Linked DNA regions of Homo sapiens: region 2 is linked to region 1. The links are chromatin contacts, found by Hi-C or POLR2A ChIA-PET in ENCODE. All regions are on one chromosome and are shown on one strand. Each heading gives the region's core, a stretch centred on a gene start or an enhancer-like site at or near the end of the contact. The rest is flanking DNA. Distances are from core to core; before and after follow the strand shown. Region 1 has its middle 86 kb from the start of BCAS1-AS1. Region 2 has its middle 67 kb from the start of ZNF217.

Region 1 (3,493 bases), core at 132-2,631:
GGACAGAGCCCTTGTGACCTAATCACCTCTTAAAGGTCCAACCCCTCAATACTGCCACATCGGCAATTAAGTTTCAACAAGAGTTTTGGAGGTGACGAACACTCAAACCATAGCAGACTGAAATACCAAGTTTTATTTTGGCTCAATATTGTACTAGGTACATGATCATTCTTAAATTATTTAATCTTTGAAATCATTGGTTTCCTCCAGTATAAAAGATGATAAATGATATCAGGCAACCAATTGCTGATGTATGTGAAACTGTGAAGTACTAGGCAAATGGAATATTATTTAAACATACTCTTCAATTAGTTGAATATGAAAGCTACTTTGGTGACTTCTGATTTTTTAGAATCAGAAAATTTCCTCCCTTCCTTTCTTCTTCCCTCCCTCTTCCCTCCCTCCCTCCTTCCCTCTGTCCCTCCCTCCCTCCTTCTTTCTTCCTCCCCATCCTCCTCCCTCTTTGTCTCTTCTTAATTTTTTCTTTCATCTTCTTTTTGGCTTGTTGGTTAATGTAGAGATATAAGTGTTGTAACAAATAAGTTACTATTATTTTCTAGTATGTTCCAAGAAGCAAAAAAAAAAATATTGCTTGCCTGATTTATTACCAGTTTATTCTGTTCCTGCTGTTAAAAAATTAGGGAAAAAAAAGGGAAAGGAAAGAAAAACATTTCCAGTTCGTTGAGCTAACTGGTGGGTGAGAGGCTGAGAAATGATACCATCCTTGCGAAGGCAGATATTATGTCCCAAGAGCACACGATGTGTATGTTCTCAACCTTCTGGCTCTGTTCCACCTTGGTAATAATCCAACCAGTTAATTCCGTGGGACTTAAGCTTCTGGTCTTTGTCTGAACAAATCAGAAATTGCCAGAAAATGTTAGAACAAATTGTAGATCCCAGTTGTAGTGAAGGGTAGAATATATCCCAGAAACAAAACAAATGACTTAATCCATTGTCAGATGTGGGGGCTCTATGATTCATCCCTTAAAAGAGAATTATGGTAGGGCTTACTTCCCAAGTGAAAGAAAGACAATGTGCTCTTCCATCTAATCCGATTGTAGGAAAATTTCGGAATGTCACCTTTTAGAGTAAACATTGCTTGACTCTTAGATTAGGTCTGTAATTTATGGTGCAGGATCTCCTTTAGAGTTTTCAGTAAAGAATGCTGTATTTGTTCCTTTTCTGTTTGCAAAAATAGGCGTTTGGGTGTGACATCCCTTAGGGTGATCATTATCAGTGGATCATTTTACATATTCTTGTGCCAATTCTAAAATAAGCACATATATTTCTCAACCAGTTGAGTATCTCCTAAATGATGCTTTCTTCTCAGTGGGAAGCTTTGGATACTTATGAAAAAAAAAATCAGAGTTCTTTAAGTTGGAGAGTCCACGCTGATATTCATCACAATTTGCATTTGAATAGTACAAACTACAGGAAACCATGGTTGGGGGGGGAGGTGAAATTTTTATTATGTGCTTGGCGAGGAGTCTCTGAGTGTTTATAGTTTGGGAACGGATACTAGCAGAAGGCTTTCTGTTGTTGTTAGGGACGGCTCACATTCCCTTCCCACCCACTCACTGCCATCTACAGCTCAGCTTTGGAGTCAGAATAGCACTTTTCCTACGTTTAGTAGGACTAAGAAAGATTTTTTTTTCTCCCCTTGGCATATTCCTGCAGCTGGATATTAGGGAAGCAAGGAAGCTGTTGAATAGCTTTCTAGCTAACCACATTCATAGTATTCTTTCTCATCTTCCTTCAGAGTTTCTGTTTAGTTTTGTTCTGTTCTAAGGACCTATTTCCTCTCTAATGAAATTTTCGTAGGACCCTGTTGTTTGAATGTTTGTTTCTGGACCCTTTGAGGTTTCTTTACTGGCATTGTTATTTTGATTGGAGAGCCAATTTGCTATCTGTGAACTTTTGCAGATGCGTGAATCGTGAGTGAGATAGAGAGGTGACATATATTTGAGTGTGTGGTATGGGGGAGAGAAAGAGTCACTTTTTGTGCTCTTCCGGGCACGTCTTCAAACACACCATGCTGTCCCCCACACAGTGAGTAGAATTATCCCAACTGTTTTTAAGTTTTAAAGTGCTAACAAACAGAAAAAACAATGAAAATAATTTTCTCTTCAAGGATCTCTGAGAACTCTGGCCACACCTCATTCTTAAAAGCATAATATGTGAGTGACTAGGACAGAATTCTTTCCCTGGATTCCCTTAGAGAATGTCTCACGAAATAACGTCTCATGGCAATGAATCATCGGCTCAGGATCCGACCAGTAAGCCACTGGCCACATTTCTATTTTTAAGAGTCACTAGGAAAAGTTGGAAATAATTTTAGAAAATAAAGAAAATACTCTTTGGCCTTTCTTTCATTTTCTTTTCATTTGGGGAGTAAGTGGAGAATGGGGGAAGAGATCTCATGTCTTTGATTCATGTAAAGCCAAGTTCTGGAAATATAGCAAACGCAGGAGAACTCTTTCTTAAGTGGTAGGAACAGTCCTAATTCCCACAGTTTAGGTTATCTGGTCTATTTCAAGGTTTTGGTGCGTGAGGTTTGGTGTCAACAGCATGATATGATCTGTGGTATACTTAGGGTTCCCAAATATGAATGTAGAAGCATTGAAATAATTTATTTTATTGGATTTGAATTCACTAAATATAGCCCTTGAGTCATGTATAAAATCTCATTGTTCTAATATGAAACAAATGCTGAGTTTATTGTCAAGCCTAATTAACATGTCATGAACATGGGGCACCTGTAAATGATAGAATCTGAGTTAACAACAGCTCTCTGACTGTGTGCACGGGCTGTTTGGAGGGCTTCTTCATGCTCAAAGTTCAACGGCATTTAGAGTTTCAACAGTTCACTGCTTCAATTTTTGTTTACTTTCGTTTCCCCTGGGCAGAACTCTCTAATCTGGGTTTAACTTTTTATACTATACTTGTGAGAGGTGCTCAAATTACCCTACTCCAATAATAGCATACTCTTCATATGGGAAATTTGAAAAGTGCCTCTGCCCACTCTATACAGAATTTCCTGTGCTGTACATTTATCCTGCTGAGACAGGAAACACAATTATTGTTTGGAATTAAGCTAGACCCTTGAGGAACATGAAGTTCTGCTTATGGTTTCCCCACCCCCCTCCATCATCAGACATGGGTGTTGTTTTATCAGAAATAAATAAAAACGGATAATGTAGCTACAAATAGCTACAGGGAAGGAAAAATCTATTTGTAAGATTTTTATTACTTGTGCCTAAATAAGATGGTTCTCTGAACATTTGCTGACTGTTTACAAGAGAAAAATAATTATTCCTGGCTTGTAAGCCTGTCAGGCCATCACAGAAGAAGGTACAAACTATTTCCACATTTTTTAACCCCCTCAGTTTCTCTATGATTATTCGTTGACTATTTTAGCTGGTGACACAATGAAAAAACAGAGTCTAAGCAATTTCTCTAGGAATCAAGATTTATCTGCATTTTTTTTTTTTTT
Region 2 (3,563 bases), core at 110-2,609, 170 kb before region 1:
GCAAGCAGGTAAAGAAAAGCAATACTTTCAGGTGTAAATACAGCACCTGGATTGGGTTGATTTTGGTAATTCGGTTTTTTTCCTTAGACAAAGCTAGGTTTTCAAGCCAAACAGTACACAGCTGTAGAAAACAGTCACTTAAAATTTCAAAAGGTTGCTCTGTATGTGTAATTACTATTATTATTATTATTTCAGACAGAGTCTTGCTCTGTCGCCCAGACTGGAGTGCAGTGGTGTGATCTCGACTCACTGCAACGCTCAAGGGATTCCCATGCCTCAGCCTCCTGAGTAGCTCGGTGTAAAATTACAGGCATGTGCCACCACGCCCGGCTAATTTTTGTATTTTTAATAGAGATGGGGTTTCGCCATGTTGGCTAGGCTGTTCTGGAACTCCTAACCTCAAGTGATCCGCCCACTTCGGCCTCCCAAGGTCCTGAGATGACAGGTGTGAGCCACCTTGCCCGGCCCCGTATGTGTAATTATGTATCTACTTTTATTCTTGATGTTGTTTATAAGTACATTCCCTCTTGTTTTTCTTACTCATTCTTACCAATGGACTTAAACTTAATTTTATTGGACTTTACAAAGAATGAGTGATTTTTTTTTTTTTTTTTGAGACGGAGACCCCGTCGCCCAGACTGGGGTACAGTGGCGCAATCTCGGCTCACTGCAAGCTCCGCCTCCCGGGTTCACGCCATTCTCCTGCCTCAGCTTGCCGAGTAGCTGGGACTACAGGCGCCCCGCCCGGCTAATTTTTTGTATTTTTAGTTTAGACGGGGTTTGTTTCACCCTGTTAGCCAGGATGGTCTCCATCTCCTGACCTCATAATCGGCCCGCCTTGGCCTCCCAAAGTGCTGGGATTACAGGCGTGAGCCACCGCGCCCAGCCGAATCAGTGATTTTACTGATCAAAAAGTATTGGTTGTTTTTTATTTATGTGACAACTTCCGCTCTTAAGTTTATGAATTCCTTTGTATATTAGATTATGGAAGTGTCTTTAAGAAATAAATACAATTTTAAAATATCTATCTACAGGTAATATCCACATCTCTATGTCTATCGATAGAGAATAACATTTAGGGAAACGGAGAGGGGAGAGGGAGCTAGAATGGAAAGGGCACCTCACAGATGATTTCTCCCCTAACAAATTTTTGTTTTGTTTTGTTTTGCTTTGAGATTTTACTTTTTTGCAAGAAGAATCTATTTAGGTATTAGTTGAATTTTTCATCGGTCAGGTCCAAAGAACAAGGGGGGGTGGGGAGGGGACGGCGGGAGAGTGTGGCAGGGTGTGGGCGGGGCAGGAAGAAATGGGGGCCCACCCTGAAGGCTTTCTTAGGTCCTTTTCTCAGCCATTTTCCTCCTTCCCCAACCGGAGAATTGCCCCGCGTGTGCAAGGAGCGGCGTGCCTCCACGCAGCAGCAACAACAACAGCCGCGCGAGTGGCCGCAGCGTCCACGCCGCCCGCGAGTGGCCGCAGCGTCCACGCCGCCAGCGCAAAGTCGGTGCGCACAGCCTGGCGCGAGTTCGAAGCTGGAGAGGGCTGTAAAATAGATTGGGGGGCGGGGGAGACCACGTGATTTTCTGGAACGCTGGCTCGCCTCTTTATTTTGATTCTCGAGTAAACTTACAATCCCCAAAATGCGTTGAGGGCATCGGAAAGAGTAAAGTCACGTTCCGCTGGAAAGGATCACTTCTTAAGTTCACATGAACCTATTCTTTGATCCTCCTTCATTGCTGCTTAAGATTTACTTCTCTTTCAAATCAAATAATGTGTTTCTTTCTCATTCTGAGAAAAGCTTTCAAGATGTGATTTCCCTTTTGAAACACTTTGAAGTCTTTCCCCAGCACATCCTTTCTTAAAGGGATTTGGTAAGAGGAGATAGGCCTGGAGGCCAGGGCATTTTAAAGTCACTTTCCAAATACCCTGTGTTCCCTTAAAGAGTCTTGAATTGAAACATCCCAGCTGCTGGAAGACGTTTCCAAATGTGACTCTGTGGCTGCAACACCCTAATGTCTTCTCTCCTAGGACCCTGGTGGGTCATAAAGACAGACAGAGCAGAAAGGAAGCCTTTAGTTTTTTAAGTAAAGCCACTTCCATGGGCTTCCTAAAACAACAAGGATTCTCACATTTAGTTAGTCCTCTCTGTTAGGACATCAAGGGAGAAACAGCTGAAATCCAGGGCTGAACATTTCCTGGCGCGGCTAGATTTGAAGCTTCCAGTATGTGGAGTATCACCTTCATTCCCTCTGGGGGCGTCTATATGGTTTGTGCCAGGTGGGAGCACCTGCCCCGTGGTGGCCAAAAATACTGACAGCAATTCAAGCTTCTCACTTCCGAATGAGATGTTTGTACACGAAGTGACCTTTAATTGTGTCTTAGAAACTCATGTCAGATCAACATGTGGTTTCACTTATTCAGGAGAGGTTATTACATTTCAAGCTGTTTTGTGTTAGTTTTTAGCATTTAAATGAAGTATTTTCTCTTTCATATATTTGATGTGGCTCAAAGAAGCTTGCTTCTTTTTCTTTTTTTTCCTTCATAGATTTTATTGTTTGATTAGATCTTTTTGTCAAGTCAGATCAAAGATGGCTTTTCCTTTCTTTAGGAGAGAGATCTTTTATGAAAACAAATCAATAGAACAGATTTCACAGTAAAGAGGCATTTTGTTTAAAAGATTTTGAAAAGAGGAAAAAGATTACAATGAGGGTAGAAGAGAGATGTTTTTATTTTTGTATTCTATTTGTCTGTCAAAGAGTTAGATGAAAGCAAATACTTTGGCATTCTCAACTTCAGATTTACTGTGGGGAGGCTTTGCAGACTCAGCTAGATAGACACATCCTTATAGAAGAATTCACTTTACCTTTTAGCATCTGGGAATATCCGAGAGCTGGTGGCTCCTCCCTACCTATCCCTGCTCCCTCCTAAGATGATGTAGATGCTGGATTCTTGGCTTTTTGGCATCTTTTTCAGATGAACTCCTTCACATGCTTCAAGAGAAAATGCAGGAGTTTCTAGATAGCATTCATGTTTTTGTAGCAACTTTTAGTTCCCTCTATCCAGGGGCTACCACAGTATATTGAAATGATGTGTTTACTTGGTGGCTATGCTGCTCTTTAGGGGCAGGAAAGGGCTGGTTCACCTTGTCCCTCTCCCTGCTTGTCGGAGCTCAACAAATATTTGTCAATCTGAACTGAACAAAGGCAGAAATGTGGTCAGTATTCCCTGTGCTATTTCTTTTTTTTCTTTTCTTTTTCTTTTTTTTTTTTTTTTGGGATGGAGTTTCGCTCTTGTTGCCCAGGCTGGAGTGCAATGGCACGATCTCTGCTCACCGCAACCTCCACCTCCTGGGTTCAAGCAATTCTCCTGCCTCAGCCTCCCGAGTAGCTGGGATTACAGGCACGCACCACTGTGCCCAGCTAATTTTGTATTTTTAGTAGAGACAGGGTTTTTCTCCATGTTGGTCAGGCTGGTCTCGAACTCCCGATCTCAGGTGATCCTCCCGCCTCAGCCTCCCAATGTGCTGGGATTACAGGCATGAGCCACCGCACCCAGCTCCTTGTGCT

What was found. A loop is a pair of places that touch in the nucleus more often than their neighbours do. ChIA-PET counts read pairs that join two places held with the same protein, here RNA polymerase II (POLR2A). Pooled maps may share reads with other maps.
Region 2: a map of gastrocnemius medialis shows a loop between it and region 1 (3-fold over the local background). The contact joins two enhancer-like sites. A Hi-C loop is called at or near these places in 7 of 168 maps with a recorded cell type or tissue (A673, Calu3, GM12878 and 4 more), 24 of 37 single-sample maps with no recorded cell type and 15 of 50 pooled maps. POLR2A ChIA-PET finds 5 or more read pairs at or near these places in 7 of 52 experiments (AG04450, CD4-positive, alpha-beta T cell, HEK293 and 4 more).

Annotation. Positions count from the first base shown.
Region 1 is chr20:53,827,339-53,830,831 of GRCh38, forward strand. No RefSeq gene overlaps it. Among named protein-coding and RNA genes, the nearest start is that of BCAS1-AS1, 86 kb to the right of the region's middle. RefSeq lists enhancers at 1,386-1,495, 2,762-2,906 and a cis regulatory region at 2,828-2,841. Within about 2 kb of position 1,382, at least 28 of the 41 ENCODE cell types and tissues checked have a DNase peak (open chromatin) inside an H3K27ac peak, as active enhancers do; they include CD4-positive, alpha-beta T cell, OCI-LY7, gastrocnemius medialis and 1 more, where a contact is called at or near this core.
Region 2 is chr20:53,658,837-53,662,399 of GRCh38, forward strand. No RefSeq gene overlaps it. Among named protein-coding and RNA genes, the nearest start is that of ZNF217, 67 kb to the left of the region's middle. RefSeq lists enhancers at 1,376-1,435, 1,446-1,505, 2,426-2,485. Within about 2 kb of position 1,360, at least 19 of the 41 ENCODE cell types and tissues checked have a DNase peak (open chromatin) inside an H3K27ac peak, as active enhancers do; they include CD4-positive, alpha-beta T cell, OCI-LY7, gastrocnemius medialis and 1 more, where a contact is called at or near this core.